Linked DNA regions of Mus musculus: region 2 is linked to region 1. A link is a loop called in an ENCODE intact Hi-C map of the cell type or tissue named here. Cell type or tissue: left cerebral cortex. All regions are shown on one strand. Each heading gives the region's core, and the rest is flanking DNA. Links, peaks and the distances in the headings are about the cores only.

Region 1 (9,655 bases), core at 1,656-9,655:
TAATCCTTATCTGAAAGGGTCTGTGGTCTAGAATGGCTTTGGACTCCCAACTCAGGCAATCTATCAGACTCCAGCTCTTTGCTAGCAAGTTCAACATAACAATGGGAGGATTTTTTAAATGCTGATATAGGGCATGACCATAGGTCAAATTCCCAGCATTGCAAACCAATTTTTTTTTCTTTTTTTGTTTTTTTCACGACAGGGTTTCTCTGTATAGCCCTGGCTGTCCTGGAACTCACTTTGTAGACCAGGCTGGCCTCAAACTCAGAAATCCACCTGCCTCTGCCTCCCGAGTGCTGGGATTAAAGGCCTGTGCCACCACACCCGGCTTGCGAAGCAATTTTTAAAAGCTGAGTATGGTAATGCTATCTATTATACCAGCACTTGGGAGGCTGTGGCTAAAGGATCAGGTGCTCAAAGCCAGTGGGCTACATGTCAAAATCCCGTCTTAGGTTGGGCTCAGTGGCATAAGCCTTTAATCCCAGCTCTAAGGGAGGCAGGAAGAGCTTTTGACTTCCAGGCCAGTCAAAGCTATATGGTGAGACCCTAAATCAAAAGGTAAATTTAAAAAATACTGTTGGGCTGGAGAGATGGCTCAGTGGTTAGGAGGCAGAGGCAGGCGGATTTCTGAGTTTGAGGCCAGCCTGGTCTACAAAGTGAGTTCCAGGACAGCCAGGGTTATACAGAGAAACCCTGTCTCGAAAAACCAAAAAAAAAAAAAAAAGATCGCTCTTACAAAGGTCCTAAGTTCAAATCCCAGCAACCACATGGTGGCTCACAACCATCCATAATGAGATTTGACGCCCTCTTCTGTTGTCTGAAGACAGCTACAGTGCTTACATATAATAATAAATAAATCTGTTAAAAAAAAAAAAAGTGCTATTAACTAAAAATAGCCTTCTGATGAAAACATTTGACCCTGTATGTATTTCCAAAAGACGCCCATTAGCGCTGATCACTACTTATTATGTCCACTTTAAAATATGACAGTTGCTGTGAATATGTGTACAGGCCAGAGGTTAATAAATATCTTGAGTGTTCTTCAGGCACCATCCTTATTCTTTTGTTTTGTTTTGAAACTGGATCTCTCACTGGACTAGAACTTACCAAGTAGGCTAGGCAAGCTGGCCAGAGCCCCAAGGATCCAACTGTCTCTGCCTCCCAAGAATTAGGCTTACAGCCTGGCGGTGGTGGCGCACACCTTTAATCCCAGCACTCGGGAGGCAGAGGCAGGTGGATTTCTGAGTTCTAGGCCAGCCTGGTCTACAAAGTGAGTTCCAGGACAGCCAGGGTTATACAGAGAAACTATCTCGAAAAAAACAAAAAAAAACAAAAAAAGAATTAGGCTTACACACTCAGCTTTCTTTACAGTGAGTCTGTGGATCAAACTCAGGCTCCTATATTTGCGAGACAAAGCAGTTTTCTGACCAGTTCACCTCCTGAGACCCATTGCTGGGTTCTTCTAAAGGACTAGCATCTCAAGCTAAAGCCGCCCTCAGGTTGGCTCATTTTGCTGAAATGAAGCAGCTTATACAGAATAAAATGGTAGGCCACTATTTACTGGAGCGATTTTGTTCAGTTTACAAGTATAATTCAGACATCCAATTATTATTTATGTTTTGTTTCGTTTTTTATTGTTTCTCCTTTTTATCAAAACTTGTCACAGTTGGGAACCCAGAGGAAGTAAAAAAAATTCCCACAAATAGTTCTCCTGGTTCCTGAGTCCTCCCTCAACCCGCTTACCAGGGCTTGAAGCCACCCCTGGGTACACATGATCGTCTCCCCCCACCCTCAGTCTTCTTCCCAGCAATAAATACAGGTGACCGTGATTCAGTGAAACCACAACTCATGTCTCTATCTTGAGTGTCCCAAGGGGACCAGAGGGGCAAAAGAAGTTTAATAACCTTGCCCTCCTAATTGTGTGGAAGCGTCTCCCTCTAAGATGGGAGAAATGCAGCAGCTCTGGAAAGAAACAGGAAGACAAGGTTGAGATGAGAAGGAAGAGGACGTTCTCCAGGAACCTCAATCTTGATCCATTTGTCCCTTACCAAGTAAGGGGTGGTCCCAGTGTATCAGTGGAACAGAGAAGGGGACATTCAGGGGAAGGAATGAAAGGATGGGCATTTTGGATAGGAGGGAACAGGGAAGAAGAAAAGGAACCCTAATGTTCACTGCCCTCATCTTCTTCCAAGAAATGGCATCAACAAACAAGAGGCTTGAATAGATGGGGTCTAAGGAGAAGGTAGGGACCCTAAGGAAGAGAAAAAGAACGACAAGGCCCCTTGGTCTTCACAAATGACTGTGCTCCAGTTACAGCAACAGGATACTGAGTATGAAGGGCTTGGTAACACACAGAAGGAAAGACTAGGTCACAAGTGGAATTCAGAGCCCTAGGACAGCCCTGTCATCTTGCCCAGATGTTGACAGAATCTGGGTCGTAGAATTAGAAGGTGAAATCTAGGTAGGGTCAAACTCCAAGGCAAAAGAAAAGGTAACTCAATACCATCATGCCCTTCCTCCCAACTCAGAACAAGTTCCTTGGGTTATCGAAGATGAATACTCCAGTCGGATGCCACGCTGACACCAGGTTTACGCAATATCAGCACTGAGGTCTCAGGGTCATGCTGGAAGGACAGGCGACTTTCAGGGGATCCTGTGGAAGAAAGGCAAGCACCACAGTCAATAATAGGCTACCTCTCCATAGCAAGGTTGCAACCCTGTCAACCCTACCTCTGCTTCTTTTCCCAATTTCAAGGCCAGACCTATCACTAACCTTTGGTCTGGAGCACCACAGCTGCTGGCTTTCCAGCCCCCATGATGACTACTCGCTCAATCCAAATAGGTGTCTCAAGGTGGCCTTTGGGGTCTGCTGAACTGGAGGCAACAAAAGCAAATGCCAATTGGAGAAATGGGCAGGAAGATAATCCAAAGCGAAGTTCAAAGGCAACAAAAGCACAGCGAACCTGAGCACCCCTGAAGGCAAGGCCCATAGAGGACACCCCATTACCTAGAGACCAGTGTGCTGCCAGAGAAAGAGAACCGCCGCAACAGGAACTCATGGCGAGTCTGATAGTTAAAGGTGTGTCCATCATCTAGAAAGAGCTCTCCTTGGGCAGTACCCTGTGCAGGAAGAGGTGAGGAACTTAAGCCAAAGAGGGAGTGCCTTCATTCACATCCAGAGGACTGAGTCCTAGAAAACAGGCAATAGTTGAGATAGCTCTCACCCACTGGAAACTCACCTGGGGACTGAGAGCAACAAAGAGAGTGATAGGATCGTCCTTCATACAGTCTGAAGAGCGCCTCACACGCATCCATCGAGGCACAATGGTTCCGCCACGCTGGAACACGGGGATCTAAGGCAAAAGTGCTGCAGTGAAGCACTACTCCTTCAGGCCTTTCAGCATCTTATGTTCCTTCCCTCTGACTCCCCAAATTATATATTTTCTCCCCTTCTGGAGAAGTACAAGCAAACAGAGATGGCAGCTAGAGAGATATACTCACACTGCTCAAAGTTACTGGCAGATACAAGGTCTGGGGCCCATGATGCTTCTGATAGCTCTGAATGTCATACCACACCTGTGGATGACAAGATACTGGATCACTCAGTGCATAGGGGTTCCATGCTTTTGCTTCTTTGCCCACAATATTCTGTAACTTACTTCTTCTTGGCCAGGCAAATAGACCTGCACTCCGTGGGCCCCAGCATCCGATACAGGGTGAATAAGGAGTGCATCACCTAAAACATACCAGAATTAACAGGGAACGAGGGCATTTGCTGCCAGTCTAGAGAGCATTAGAAGATCTGTCTGTCACAAGTCCAGCCACAGTTACTCCAACTCCACACATACACATCCCACACATTGTTCTTAAGCTGAAGCCCAACCTCCTACCAGCTGTCCTCCCATTTCTCACCAAGCATGAACTGATCCTCTATACTGAAGGTAGACATATCCTCAGGATACTGTACCCAGAGGGGCCTAGGAAAGAAGCAAGACAGGAAAGGAAGCCATTATATTCTCAGAGGTCAAAGATGCTCTCCTCCAAGAGCTAGCAATTAGAATTGCACTGGGGAGAAATCCAGGAGCTTTCAGCCAATGGATTCAGGACTTTAGCTGCAGCTACAGAACTCCACCTTGCCCGGTCACTGTACTTTCTCTCTTACCTCCCTAACTCCACTCTTCTACCCACAGTTCTCTGTCTTTCAGTGGCTTCCTTGAGCACTTCAGTGACACATAGCTTGCAAGGCCCTTTAGGGGCATAAGCATCATCTCTATTCCTAATGACAATCTGTCTACCAGTTCCTTCCCAAGGCCCACTGACTTTTCTTTTCTCATTTTCTGGCTTGTTTCAGTGTTTTGGCACCTGCAGCCTCCTCGCTGTGGAATGTCCTTCCCTGAGATCACAAACACCTACTTCATTCATTGTACAGGTTCCTAATGTGGCTATATTCTCAAAAGTGCCTTTTGTGACTACCTAATCCTGTAACTTCATGTTTCTTATTCTTGTCAATAACTTATCACTGTGGGCAATCTTCTTCAGGTTAGCCTCCATTACTCACACTTGTTCCCTTTAGTCTTTCCATGACTCTCTCTTGTTTTTGTTTGTTTGTTTGTTTGTCTTTTGTTTGTTTGTTTGTTTTTCGAGGCAGGATTTATTTGTGTAGCCCTGGCTGTCCTGGAACTCACTCTGTAGACCAGGCTGGCCTCGAACTCAGAAATACGCCTGCTTCTGGTTCCCAGTGCTGGGATTAAAGGTGTGCGCCACCACAGCCTGGCAACTCTCTTTTTGAGACAGGGCCTTGCTATGTAGCACAAGCTGGTTTTGAACTTTCATTCCTCCTACCTCATACCTCAGCCTCCTAAATTTCAGTATTATAGACATATATAACAAGACCAGGCTTTTTATCATCATCATCATCGTCGTCGTCGTCATTGTCATCATTACAATTTTGAAGGCATGGAGGATCATATGCCATGATATGGTGGTCAGAAAAAAACTTGCAATTTCTAGGAGTCAATTCTCTACTTCCATCATGTTCTAGAGACTGAACTCCTATATTTGATAGCAACTGCTTTTACCCATTTCATTTGCCTGTTTCTTTTTTTGGTGACATTGGGGCTTGACGGAACTCATGGCTTTCTACATTAAGAGGCAAGTAACTCCACTACTGAATTACATCCTCAGACCTCTCTTCCATATTCATATTAAAACCTTACAAACAAGGCCCTGGAAAGGGAAAGAAATAGGCCCAGAGATGCAAACCAGACCTCATTATCTCCCAGTCATCTATCTGACTCTACACAGACCCCACTGACTAATTTACCTCATGACAGGAAACCCTTCCTTGTGAGCTTGATAGAAGAGGGTATACCAGAAGGGCAGCAAAGAATATCGCTGGAACAAGGCATCTCGGATTGCATCTTGGTATTGAGACGCTAACAGCCATGGCTCTCGCCGCCCAGTGTCCAAGTGGGCATGAGCCCGAAAGAACGGCTGGTAGGCACCCATTTGGTACCAGCGCACAAGCAGCTCTGGCTCTGGGTTCTTGAAGAAGCCACCCACATCCGCTGGGAGAGGAGAAGGAGCAGGTTGCAAAATGGCAAAGAAGAAGCGCTGGCAGCCATTCATATAAATATTCTTTGTTCATGCCCAGGTCCTTTGACTTTATCCCAATCAAAACCCCAAATGTCTCCTTCTCTTACCTCCACAGAAGGAAAGCCCCACCAGTGCCAGGCTGAGACACATAGGGATAGAGATCTTCAAATGATCCCATTCGGCAGTGTTGTCCCCTGTCCACACAGCTCCTAAAAGGGTCAAAGGGGAAGGAGCCTGATATAGAGCAAGGAACTCAGCCTTTATCTAGGTATCCTCTGACCTGCCACTGTCACTAGACAAGTGTCCAGGACACTCTGATGAGAGTGAAGTTAAACACAACTCTTTTTTGGTACTAGGAACTTAGCAAAGGCCTTGCATAAGCTAGGCAGTGCTCCCCCTCCATCCCTGCCAGAAGGCTTAAGCGAGGTTTAGATATACCATTCATATGTCAAAATATACAGCTGGAGGTTGCAGTGTGCAGCTCTCCAAAGATACTATGGCTCCTCTGATCTGGTCTTCATAATTTTGTGTTACACCTCTGTATTTGCTTACTCTTCCCTGGAGACAGAGTCATACTAAACACATCAGGGTAGCCTAGACTACCTGGACAGTTTAGGCAGCCCTACGACTAAAGCTATTCCTGACTCAGCAACCTTAAGTGCTAGGATTACAGGCATTTACTCCCACACACAGCTGCCACAGCTCTAGTCTCCAAACCTTACCAAAGCGCTGGGAGCCTGAGAAGAAAGCCCTACTCAGGACAAAGGGACGCTCTATGCCCCCAGAGCGCTGTATTAGCCCATCAGCAGTCGCCATGTGCTAGGAAGAAAGAGAAGAGAGTGAAGAACAAATGCCATCTGTCATCTGGTTGACAACTATATATTCTCCATGTTTAACTACTGTCCTCCCTTTGTCTGCCAACTTTCCTCTCCCGGTTCCTTACCACATATAAGCCATAGATGTTATGGATGTCCCGGTGCTCCCAGCCTCCATAATGCACAGCATCCTTCAACATGGTGACCTCAGGACCATTGAACACAGACGGTTCATTCATGTCATTCCAAACATAAAGATTAGGAGCTGAACCCTGAAAACACAGGTACCAATTATGTATGGGGGGAAAAAAAGAGGACGACGGTCGACAGTAAACACTGTCAGAAAGAAAGCTTCTAGAAATCCAGAACCAAGTCTTTTTCAGAATCCTCCAAGATCTTCAAGTCCCCACGAAATGTTATAGGTCAAACAAAAGCAATGGTCCTGAACTGAAAAGCTGATTCATGAAGGAAAAGTAGAAAAGACAGAAGGCATATGGATAGTCTTTCCTACCTCATAATTGTCAAAGCTGAACATGTTAGACCACCAGGCCCTCATCCTTGGATTAGTGAAGTCAGGGTAACTAGCTGAGCCTGAGAGAGAAAACACCAACTCTGAATTCCCAAAGAGGCAAAACCAAAACATAACAAAATATCTCTACCTCTTTGGCTGCTCCATAGCCTCCCCTTCAATTATGGGCCTGCCTACCTGGCCAGCACCAGCCCTCGTAATCAGAGCCATCCCGAGTTTTAACATACAGCCCATGGTTTCGCAATTCTTCGTGAACTCGGTAGCCAGAGTCTACCTTGATGTGGGGGTCCACAATGGCCACCAGCTGGGAACAAAGAACAGAAGGAGAAATGGTGGAGACTACCATGCCTCAACCCTATGCAAGAAGACCAAACACAGCTACAGGACCCCCTTACCTTCCGCCTCTTGGAAGCCAAGTGCTCAAGCATATTGAGGGGCTGAGGAAATCGGGTGGGGTCCCAAGTGAAGTACCGCTTGCCATCAGCATGTTCAATGTCCAACCAAATGACATCACAAGGCATGTTGTGATCATCAAAACCCTGATCCACTTCCAAAACATCAGCCTCATCCCGGTAGTTCCAGCGACTCTGGTGATAGCCGAGGGAGAAGAGTGGGGGCAATGCCTGGGTCCCTGCAGGTTTAAATGAAAGGGTCACTGGAGCTGAAGAAATAGCAAAACTTAAGAGCACTTGCTAGCCAGAAATGGAAATATCACCTACCTGTGAGACTAGCATACTGCCTAAAGACATCAAAAACCGAAGGGCCAAGCATTAGGAAAACATCAATAATGCCACTCTCTGACATCCAACGAATGTCTGTCTGTGGAGTCTCCCCAGAGCCCTGCAGGTAATCAAGCATCTTCCCAAACAGGGTCTGTGAAGGAGACAAAGGGAAGTCAGCTTTTCAGTGCCAACTTGAAACAAAAGCAGCACTTTCTCCTGAGTCTCACACAGCTGGCTCCTAACACCTCACTATAATTTAATTTAAGAGTCAAGTCTCTACCCCTGTAATCCTAGAACTTGGGAGGCAGAGGCAGGCGGATTTCTGAGTTCGAGGCCAGCCTGGTCTACAGAGTGAGTTCCAGGACAGCTAGGACCGCACAGAGAAACCCTGTCTCGAAAAACTGAAGGGGAGAAATAAAAAAAGAGAGAGAAAAGTCTCATTTCCTCAAGGAAGCGTTCACGGACCACACATCAGCTTGCCATTTACCACTCCCGAAGTCCTCTGCCTTATAATAACCTGATAATACCTGTCTTCTTCCCTCACACTGGGAGCTCTTTTCTTTCTTTCAAGACGTCTTTACTTATGTGTTTTATGTATATGACTGCTCTATTTGCATGAATGCCTGAATGACAGAAAAGGGCATCAGACAGAAGAGGGCATCAGATCCCATTACAGATGGCTGTGAGCCACCATGTTGTTGGGAACTGAATTCAAGATCTCTGGAAGAGCAGCCAGTGCTATTAACCACTGAGCCATCTCTCCAGGCCCAGAGATTGGCAGCATAACCCCTGCAACCTAGAGTGTTCCTACAGAATGGACAAGGAACAAGGGAATCTTCTCAAGCCAGAGAAGCAGTGGCTTCACATGAAGGCAACCTAGCAATGACTATGACTGTCTCTCAAATAAGTTCTGCCATTCATTCGTGTTTTCACACTCACATCCGCATCCCTAGCATAAGGCATGGCAGACTCTCACCACATCTCTCCCATGCCATGCCCTCACCTTCCCAGCCGTGTTGGAGGATATATCAACCCAAGTCTCAGCAGCATTAAGCCAGAAGATGCCCAGGTCTCGATGAAAGCTGTGTGCCAGGAGCACAGGCACAGACCCATATAGAGCCATGGGGTTGTTCAGCTCATACTGGAACACATCCAAATTGTACAGGCGGTACGGCTCACCGCCCCTGGTGGTAGACAGACAAGACTTAGGCTAATCAATGGCCAGGCTACAGCTTAAGCAAATGCTACTCCACAGACATAGCTGAGAGAAAACGAAAGTCTCTTTCTTTAAAACAAGTGCATAAGCAAGGAGGTAGCCCAGATACAAGAAGGGAATTATGCTTGTCTACAATATACAACTGTATGAGCAAATCCCCAGCCCTGACTGCCTCCTTTTCTAACCCCATCCTAGTGTTACTATCGGACTCACTCAGTGACCTTCAGTCTCAGGCTGTCAGCATGCTCAGGGATCCCATACACATGTTCCATTCCTGGCAGAGAAAAGTCCAAACCTACAGACGTGGGGCCTGAAAGAAAAGGATGATTTACAGAGCTTCTGTTTGGCAAGATACCTCTGTGCCCCTGTCCAGGGCTTTCCCAGCCTCTCACCATAAGGCTTGCTGTCAGAATGTGTTTTGAATGTCTCCTCCCAGGCTCCTGGCTCATCCTTCTCAGCCTTTTCCTGGGTCTCCTCTGGCTGTAAGAAAAGTGGACTGATACCCACTCACGTCCCAGTTATCTTTTCCCACTCTCAGGGTCTAAATCTCATCCTTTAGGATGAGAACAGGCTCAGTTTTCTTGTGGGCCTTTACTCTCCGGCCTCCCAGGCAGCCCCATTCTCCACTCCAACCACCTGGCACTTCAACTTACCTTGTCACCATCCCCAGGTGTTGCTTCAGGCTGGGCTCCATTGCCTTCAGCTGGGTCTTTTGATTCTTGCCTGGAAGGTAGGAGAGCTGTCTGCTCCAATCCAGAGGGGGCGGGGACGAGGGGCT
Region 2 (9,953 bases), core at 1,392-9,391, 86 kb after region 1:
ACCTCAATAGCCCAAGAAGGAAAGGTTGGTAAAGAAAATACAAACGGTTAGTTGGTGCAAGTGATTCATAACAGCCAATTGTTTATTTCCACTGCCCTGTTCACAGGCACCCCCTCTGCCCCTGCTCCTGTCTCCTCTGTTTCCGCTCCTAACTGCTAGCAGATTCCCTCATGCTGTTCCCCTTCTCCCCACAACACTCTCCCTTACTGGGCTACCAATCCACCTGTCTTAGAATGCTGGAGGTGTCATTTTTAGTTCTTTTCCTATCCAGCTGCAGGGTACAGAATAGGCAGCTCTAAGTGCTGCTTTCTGTGCAAACGGTTTTTTTGATTACAAATAACCTAACTAGGTTTGAAATGTTTTATAGAATAAGACAATATTTTTTTCAACAAACTTTAAAAAAAATGTACAGTTTTGTTTCCACTCCCCCCTCCCCCACCCCTACTTGCACACCCTCCCCCCAACCACCCCTCCCTGGCAGCTCAGCCCCACCCCGACAGCCCCTGTTTTCCTTGGTTGTGTTTTAGGGGGTGCCTGGCACCCCCAAAGATTCAGCTTCATGGCTGACAGGCGAAAACAGCAGGGGCTTCACCGATACCCTTGGTAACCGTAGTAATTCCTGTAGTATCGGTCTCTGTCCTGTTGGTGGTGGTAGTAGTAATTCTGCCACTAGAAGAGAGGGAAACCCCATCACTTAGAGCCAGAGCTGGCTGACGATGAAGAGGCACGACACTCATCCATCCAGCGGGTCCTGTCCCCTTCACCCTCAATCTACCCAAGATAATACTCACATCCCGGTTGTATTGTCTGTAATAGTCTCTGTATCTGTTGTACTCATAATCTCGACTGTAGAATCGTTCATAGTCACCTCTGTATCGATCATAGAAATTACGGTAGCCCTGAGGAAGGAGAGAGAGGAGTGTTGACGATATATGGGTCTTCAAAAGTACACCCCAGTTTCCCATTACTGAACAAGAAATATTTCATCTCGACACTGTAAGCAGGGTAAATTCTTTTCCCGGGTTAAATTCTTCCAGATAAACATATTAAGTGGGCAAAACCCTAAAGCCCTAAGAAAACAGCCCAAACCCCTCTGCTCCCCCAAGTCAATAGGAATGGCTTCACAGCCCAGAGGGAGGAGCAGAAGGAGAGCTGCACTCACCCCTCTGTTTCCAGACTGCCCCCAGTACTGCTGCCCGTAGGCCCGGTTGTCGTAGCCTCGGCGCTGCCCGCCCACTGGAAGAGAAATGGAGAGGGCGCTCAGACAGCTGGCATGGGGTCCTGGCTCCACATCTGAGTGGAAATCAAAAAGCTGGAGCCAAAGGCAATACTACGGGAGGAGGAGGCTTGCTCTGGCCTGGCTCACACACTGTTAATTAAAGCACCAGCCAGGATCTTTTATTAAAAGAGTCTGAGAGGGGAGGGCACAAGAATAGACACAAGAAAACAAAGCCACCCTGATTCTGAAGCTCTCCAATCCTGCAAAAACATCTTAGATGACAAAAGGATACATGGCAGATGTAGAAACGTGAGTAAAAACTGCCACTCACAGGATCAGACTCTCAGCCCAGAAAGGGGTCAGAGATGTCTGTCATATAGCCTATACCTATCACTGTACAGAAAGAAAACAAAATCTGCATTAATCAAGGCTAGGAACCCGTTATTCCCAGTGTCTAGGACATAGCTAGCACTAACCACCTTCTGATTTACAGTTGCACACACATAAACACATACTTTAAAAAGAGCAATTATAAATATACACTGGGGATTTAACTGACAAACTAACTAGACATTCTGAGGGAAAATTAATCCCACTAATAACTAACTTCCTTTGTAACAATCTAAAACGAGGAAGAATCCATTCAGTTTTGTCTGTGAAACTGGACTGATTTAATAAAGCATCAAGTGATCTTAAGATGAGAATTAGATCTCACTGCACATCCTTAAGACTGCAGTGAAGTGGGGAACCAACTTGCTTGCCTGCATGGAAACCAGGCATATGAGGAGGCTCTGTACTGTTTCAAGGGATGGTATTTCTGCCCCCCAGTAACTATTTTCTGGCTGAAAGACTATGGGGAAAGCTTATGAAGCAGGGGGTAAAGGGCACAACAAGAAGAAAGAAGCTTCATCAGGAAAGCTGCTCACTGTGGGCAGCCAGGTCTCTAGGACTCACCATAGCCTTGGCCTCGGCTTCGGTTCTGCCGGTTTCTCTTGTTGCGGTTGTTCCGGCGGTTTGTACGCTTCTCAGAGGGGGGCAGTAGCTTCCTTGCTTCCTCCTTGTATTTAGTAACAATGGGTTGAGCTTCCTCTTTTTCCAGCTCCCCATATGTCACCTCATCCATATAGTCGCATTTCTCAGGCAGAGAGAAGTTGGCTATAAGAATAAGAGAGAAGCTTGTGGGCCTAGAAAGTGCACAGACAGGGTAAGAATGCATGAAAATCTACCAGAGGAAGCATACTTTAGTTTTGGGTGGTTTGGGGATCAAACCAGGGCTTTGCAAATGTTAATTAAGTGCTCTCTCACTGAGCTGTATCAAGTTTTTGTTTTGTTTTTCACTTTGAGACTTAAGTTATAAGGCTATCTAGCCTTAACTGCCTTGGCCTCTTGCCTCTTTGGGAACAGCATTATAGTTTCGAGTCTACACCCAGTTATTTATTGAGACAGGAGCTTTCTACATAGCCCAGGCTATCCTGGAACTCACTATGTACATCTGGCTTCAAATCCAGAGATTCACCTCTCTGATGGGATAAAAGATGCACCATGCCCAGCTTTGTTGTTAATAGTCTATGTCTAAATCACACTGCTCCTTTGCAGACAGGGTCATTCAGTGGGATTTCAGAAGTACACAGGGTTCCTGGCTTGTTATCTGGGTATGTGAGTACTGGGATCAAAACTCCAGGCTTCAAGGGCTGAGACAGGTTAGCTCTTATGTCTTTTTTAGACATAAGGCCTCACGCATCTCAGGGTGGTCTGAATGTTTCTACCTCCTGCCTTCTGAGAACTGGGATTACAATTATTGCTGTTGTTACCATACTTTGCTTCTCTTTTGAGTTTTTTTTCCTCCACTCCTTTGAAATAGCTTTATTATTATGTATAACTCGGGCTGGACTTTCGCTTGCTATACAGTTTGTGCCCACTTCAAACTCAAGATCCTCCTGGCTTACCCTCCCCAAGTGACAGGACAACAGGCCTGTTCATCAAGCAAGCCAAGCCTAACACTTCAAAGCTTAACTCAGTAATGCTCTAAAATGTGCTAAGCTCATACCAACTCATCCTGAAATAAACAAACAACTGCTTTTTTGAGACATGGTCTCATGTAGCTCAGGCTGGCCTGGAACTCCCTTATATACTTGAGGATGACCTTAATCCTCCTGCTTCCAATCTCACAAGTACTGAGATCATAGGTAAGTATCACCATGACTTTCTCCCCCTTTGTAAAGGCAGGGTCTGTTCATATAGCGCAGGATCATCTAGAACGCACAACAATCTTCTTGCCTCAGCCTTCTGATGCTAGGCAAGTGCTACTATGCCTAAACACAAACTTTCGTTTCCCTAAAGTGCAATAGCACAAGATAAGGGGCTATCTGGAAACTAGATTAACAAGTTCTTAAGTAATCTGCAATAGATTCGCAGTGAGCTATCAGGAACACAGGCTAAATGTAATCGAGAAAGTTTTGGTGTTACTTAGAAAAAAACTGCTCAGGAGAGATAACTCAATATTAAAGCATCTTGTTGTCCTTGTAGAGGACCCAGGCTCAGTTCCCAGCACCCACACAGTACTTATAACCATCTCTAGTTGCAGTTCAGGGGCTCCTGATGCCGTCTTCTGACTTCCAAGGGCACCACCACGCACACATTTAATACATATATGTAGGCAAAATACAGAAATAAGTAAACCTAGAGAGAGAAGGGTGGGGAGAGGGAGAAGAATGTGGTCTTAAGTAGTCTGCCTGGCCTATAACTTCCTGTCTAGACCAGGTTGGTCTCAAGTTCATAAAGATGTACTTGTCTCTGCCTCTGCTAGGATCAAAGGCAAGCACCACCCATGCCTGGACAAGAAGTAACATTATTAGAGCTTCAAGCTGGGACTGAGGGTATAGGTGAGGGTATCACACTTGCCTCACATGTACAAGGCCCTGGGTTTCAATTCTCAGCACAACCCACTCCATATATACACACAGTTACACAAAGAGGCTAAAAGCATCTCCTTGCCACTAAAGGCCTCTCATCTATCAGTTACACATGATGGCCAATTATACTATCTGCCTGTATTTGGACATCAAGTTCATAGACTGTGTCATAGTGAATTTGATTTCAATTATGATTCTCACATTAATCCAGCTATCCGTATCTTATAAAACTGTACTAAATTCCTCCAAGTGCCTGAATATTTATTTGCCAGGTATGTTAAAATTAATTCTTATAAGTTCAGATGCTCCTGGTCATCGATATGAGAAGTGACTCCCACAGCCAGGGGTTATGAGTTTCCATAGCCAGCAGTTCACAGGGTAAGTGGGCACCTAAGCTAAAGGAAAAACGATGAAAAATACGATCTCAGGAGAACATGAAGCAAAAACAATGAACATATTTAACACTGCCTTAAAAGGACAGTACACTCAGGCAAATACCAAATCAAGAAAATAAACAAAAATGAAAACAAAACATAAACCTATTAGCACCCCAGAAATTAAGGCACAGAAGACAGACTTCTATCACTACTGTATTTAAATTTAAACCCAAACAATCATCCTTGCCATTTTCATGGAGTATCAATCCTAATTTTAAAATCTGAGTTATGAGGGTGAAGTTCATTTCATATGCTGATATTTCCCAATGACGAGGGCAGTGCTGGACAAATAAGTAAATACCTCTTTAAATCACTGACTCAAGCGCTTCCTTAACTTCAAGTATCTTGTTTGGATTTAAACATCTCATTTCTCATTCTACCATTTTTTTTTGAGACAGCCTCTCATTTAGCTCAGATTAGCACTCATCTTCCAAGTGCCGAGATTAGAGGCATGCATCACCCTGACTTTTTTCCAACCCCAAATATGGTCCTACTGTATCAGGATGGTCTCTCCTAACTCATAGTCTTCTTTCCTGAACATCTCACGGGCTGGGATTACAAGCACATGCTGCCATGTACAGTTATTTACCCCCTTGCTCTCTACTCATTAGTTTACCTACAGTGGTTCTAACTATTAAATTGCTCTTAAATGTACACCTTAGATGTGGAGAGTCACTCTTGGTGATAAGCAAGGTTGCACTAACCAGGGAGTGGATTCTCTCATCCGTAAAATTCCAGCTCACCTTTCATCTCCAGCATTATAGACTCAGGCACATCATCTCCCTCCACTTCTTTCCTCAACTCCAGCCTCCTCTTCCAATCTTCCTCATTAGGAACAACTACCACCACCTTCCTGGAGAATGTCTTGAACAGCAGTAACTTCCTTCGTTGGCCAGAGTTGTACACATTACACTAGTAACAGGAGTAATAACATGTTTAAGGTTAAAAGTCACTACTCAACTTATGAAAGAAAACTTTATCTTTATAACTAAAGCATCAGATTAGAAGTCAATACACAATTTCCTTTAATAATAATCACTATTATCATTGCGTTGTGGTAATCAGGACCAAAACTAGAGCTCTGCATATGCTAGAAAATTGTTCTACCCGTGAGCTATAACCCCCACTCTCCTTTAATTTTTGAGATACTACTTGACAAATGATATTTCACATATCAGGAAAACTGAAGTTAGAGAGGTAAAAGACTTGTCCAAAAGCTAGGATAGATTGAAGAATTCAAATGGAATGAATGAATCCAAATCTCCTTTCTCTCCATCTACCACCTGAGTTCAGACACTCTCAGTAAACTGTGTAAGTATATTACATAACTCACAAGCAGAGAGTCATTAGGTAACCTGAGTCTATTCCTTAATTCCGTTCTACATGTGATCCCAGACTAACTTTAAAATAGATACAAGATTTTCATCTCTGGATCCCCCTTGAATGTCTGTATACCTGATCAAGAATAAAATTCCTCTTTGATCGTGAAGCAATCTGGACCAGCTTACTAAGGCACTGGGAGGCTTGCTGAACTAAGAGGTCTCGGCTTTTGGGGTCCATCTCTGGCTCCTCAAGTCCCTTCATCTGATGAGTGAGAAATGCAAAGAGTTACACAGCAAGTTTAAGAGTCCAAGTCAGAGAGACGGAGCATGGCAGGGTAGGAGAAGAACCAAGATGGTTTTGGACATGTGTCCGGGTGGCATTTACCAGCCACAAGTAGCTATGATTTCTCAAGGTTAGAAATATTGGGATAAAGCTCTTATCATTATCAATTGGCTCTGAAATTATTGTATTGGCATCTTGTAAATTGTGATATTATTGATACATAAATCTGATGGTTTAAAAAAAAAAAAAAAGAGTCCAAAAGTCAACTATTCAAATTCTACAAGTGTCACATGAACTCATCACACTGTTAATTTCCTGTAGTAGTCACTTCTATATTTAACCTGGATTTATTTCAGATTGTATGTTTGCAGAAATTTGACAATCCAGGAGAGGTGGGGCATATCTTAACACACTGACAGTGTGTGGTGTCTTTGTTCTCATACACTTCAAAGACCCCCCCCATCCCTGACTAAGAACAGGCTATCAGAGATTTTCAGTGTCTCCACAGCAAACACCGTAGCTGACTAGTCACCTTTCCCCACCTCTCAGCAACTGACCCTCATTTGCGTGAGAACAGTCTCAGCTCCCAGAACATTGTATCTTCTCTCAGGGTTGTCTTTTGCGTATTTCAGTGCCCACTGGGTCTTTCCAGATCCAGGAAGTCCCACCATCAGAATCACCTGCAAGTAAAAGAAACAGGAATGAAATAAAAATCAATCAATTTTATAAAATCTTTCTTTAGAAAATCTTGTTATATTTTCCCTATCCAAGTTTGAAAGTACATATCCACCACTCTCCTAAAGCATGAAGCCTAGACTTGCGCATACCTCACACTCCTCTATGGTCTTGGGAGGGACTGCAGTCCGCACACGTTCCTCAACAGGCACAGCATGGATGAACACAAACTCTTCTGGTGGTGGGAAAAAGGGCTCCTCCTTCTGACCAAAGTTTAATTCTACGACACAATTCTTGCAAAGGACATGGGGTAGAAGGGCTCGATCTGCCAGAGACTCCTTGCTAATTCGGAATGCCACACCCAAGTCTTCTCCATTCTTGGAGAAGGAAAGCTCAACTTCTTCAGTCTCAAAATTCTACAAGGACAGAAGCACAGGAGCACGTGCAGGTTGATAGGCTTTAAGGACAATCACGTATTACCACTTATTTATTTATTTTCTAATGTTAGGAGGATGGAGAGATGGGTCAGATAGGAGAGAACTGTCCTGACTTCCACATAAATATTTTGATATGCACCCTCTCCCACAAATAAATGTAGAAATAAGCAAATAAATGAATGCTGGGGCTATTGCACATCTCAAATAACCAAGCAATGCATCAAATGTATAAAAGTCCATATTGATAGGAAGCATAGCAGAATCCTCTTAGCCTTTTATCTACCCTTTGCTACAAATTCACAATTTTCAGGAACACTCACAGCAAAACAGCCAATAACATCATTCTCCCCAAAAGTCTGGCCAAATTCCTCAAACTGCCCGTTTTCTGCCTTGAGTCCTCTTCCGTCAAAACCGTAGGAGAACTCGTCTTCACCTAGGAGAGTCAACGATCAATCATCTGCCTGCCATGTCTCCAGAGTAGGCGAGATGGTAACAAACACAAACAAGAAGTTACAAAATCACCTTACCAAGCTGTGAACAGGAAAAATCAACAGACCACCCAACTCTAAGGAGAGAGACTTCTGTGCAGCCTTCTTTCATTGGGAGATTCTGAGTTACCTGGTCAAGTCAGAAAATGAATTCTTAGATCTATGACAAATGCAGGTACAAAGTCAAGAGTTACAAATTCATATACAAATTGGAAAATAAAAAAATCTCAGCTCAATACTAGAAAAAGAACTTTTACTAAACCTAAATCAAAGTTTGTGGGCCTGGGACTATAGCTCAGAGATACAGTGCCCAATATGTACAAGGCACTAAGATCAATCATACCAGCACATAAAACAAACAAACAAACAACAAGCCGGGCATGGTGGTGCATACCTTTAATTCCAGCACTTAGGAGGCAGAGCCAGGTGGATCTCTGAGTTCGAGGCCAGCCTGGTCTACAGAGTGAGTTCCAGGACAGCCAGGGCTACACAGAGAAACCCTGTCTCGAAAAACAAAAAACAAACAAACAAAAACCAAACAACAAAACAAAGTTGTAAGAGTCAATTTGTTGTTCAGTGTTAAGGGTATGTTCAAGCAGGCTGACCTTTCTGCACTAATGAAATGGTGGGTAGGAGTCTAATACACAGTTTAAATTAATAAACGCTTTAAGAATGACTTACCTTGGCTTCAAAGCATACTTTTCCCTTTGTTACTCCATAAGTACTTCTTGCCCCAGACCAAAGGGTAGGGAACTTTTCTGAGAAGAGCGGCTGGCCTCCATATCGGTCTTTGCTTATTTGAAAATGGAGATCCGAGGTATCTGTTAAGAAGATGCAACTGGCTTACTGCAACGCTCAACACCAAGAAGTGCTGAGCCAACAAATACAAACACTGTCCAGGTACCCACACCACGACATTTTACTCTCAAAAGTCACTTTTAGATAGTCCAGAGGCTAATAATGCAGGAGGATCACAAGGTGGAATCCAGCCTGAAATACACAACAAAGCCCTATCTGAAAACACAAAGCAATCTTTATACATACACGTGTCCAGGTTCACAAGCGTCTGGTCCTCCTCTTCATCTTTTGCTTCTTCTTCTGGAGGTGGTGGGGACTTTGAGCTACAGGCAGGAAAGCAAATGCAACATAACCAAAGCTACCTTCTTTGTCTGTGAGGTATTTGTGTGGCACTGTCCATTTTAAACTATTGGTGAATTACCAAGTTCCAGCAGACAGCTTCTTTCAGTCAATGAGAAAAGGGAATACGAGTTTCCATCATAGATTTACTCTAAAACTTATGCCTATAAGGACCTAGTCCAGTTTTCAATCCACCCCTCCTTCCACACTGCAATCAACAATAGGAATACCAAAAGCAGAGCAGACACTCCCATCAAGGGAGTGTTTCCCTCACCGGCTGTGGTAAGCCTCCTCTCGGAATTCATAGTAAGCTCGGCCATGTTCATCCTTCTCATCCCGCTGTCTCTTTACCCCCCGCCGCTCACCATCTGAGCCTGCTGGTTTTGACTTTTCACTATCTTGGTCATCTCCTACAAAAGGGAGGGAAAGAAAATCAGTAGTTTTTATACTGGAGCGTACAATGAGCTCAGAACTAAGAGAATCTAAGTAAAATTTAGGAAACTGAGGGTATCTGATTGAGACAAAGTGTTCCTATTATATCCATGTTTTATTTCCAAATTTCAAAATCACTGATTAAGATGGGCGGGGGGTGGGGGTAGGTTGGGATGGAAACCACTATGGGCTTATTAAATTGGTCAATTTTCCCATTCTAAATTTATCTACTTCAATCAAGCCAACCTGGCACATCTCCCCACTGATATGACAGAAAAGCATCCCTTAAGTCTTTTAAAAACCTTCACAGGTGAATTTCAATTCTCATCAGATCTGGAGTTATGTCAAGTACTTAATGACTATTTTCTAGCACTTTTCAGCAGTTACTTGACACAGAAATCTCACATTTTCTTTAAGAGACTACCTTTTCTGCATTAAAATGCACAGTCTTACAGTGGCAGGTGTATTTTTAACAGGAACTTGAAAGTTACCAGAGAAATTCTTAGGTCACAAGCAAACCATAAATAACACTGCATCTTTACTGCATGAAATTTGGGGCAGGAAGGTGGTGTTATATATTAAGTAACATTCTTTTGTTGTTGTTTCTAGAC

The links. Hi-C counts contacts between places; a loop is a spot of excess contacts. Peaks named below come from ENCODE experiments on the same cell type or tissue, not always from the same donor. Only the 100,000 strongest peaks of a DNase experiment are listed, where the experiment ranks them.
Region 2: a loop joins it to region 1, with 2.5 times the contacts of the local background. A loop is called at or near these places in 3 of 42 quality-filtered maps.

What each region holds. Positions count from the first base shown.
Region 1 is chr19:8,908,623-8,918,277 of GRCm38, reverse strand. Ganab (alpha glucosidase 2 alpha neutral subunit) reads right to left here. Exons shown (of 24, transcript NM_001293621.1): 6 at 9,531-9,600; 7 at 9,270-9,357; 8 at 9,091-9,187; 9 at 8,665-8,845; 10 at 7,659-7,812; 11 at 7,335-7,570; 12 at 7,117-7,243; 13 at 6,922-7,001; 14 at 6,539-6,682; 15 at 6,318-6,414; 16 at 5,703-5,804; 17 at 5,324-5,567; 18 at 3,913-3,977; 19 at 3,660-3,736; 5 more. The coding sequence ends at 2,544. Among named protein-coding and RNA genes, the nearest start is that of B3gat3, 6.9 kb to the left of the region's middle. In left cerebral cortex, for the core only: no CTCF peak of the experiment used is centred there; DNase peaks (open chromatin) are centred at 3,864, 5,565 and 6,265; H3K27ac peaks cover 1,763 bases.
Region 2 is chr19:8,822,171-8,832,123 of GRCm38, reverse strand. Hnrnpul2 (heterogeneous nuclear ribonucleoprotein U-like 2) reads right to left here. Exons shown (of 14, transcript NM_001081196.1): 2 at 9,185-9,320; 3 at 8,818-8,894; 4 at 8,455-8,594; 5 at 7,813-7,903; 6 at 7,606-7,718; 7 at 7,001-7,264; 8 at 6,731-6,853; 9 at 6,024-6,152; 10 at 5,312-5,480; 11 at 2,174-2,374; 12 at 1,163-1,236; 13 at 792-899; 14 at 1-669. The coding sequence ends at 589. Among named protein-coding and RNA genes, the nearest start is that of Hnrnpul2, 7.7 kb to the right of the region's middle. In left cerebral cortex, for the core only: no CTCF peak of the experiment used is centred there; no DNase peak of the experiment used is centred there; H3K4me3 peaks cover 714 bases; H3K27ac peaks cover 199 bases.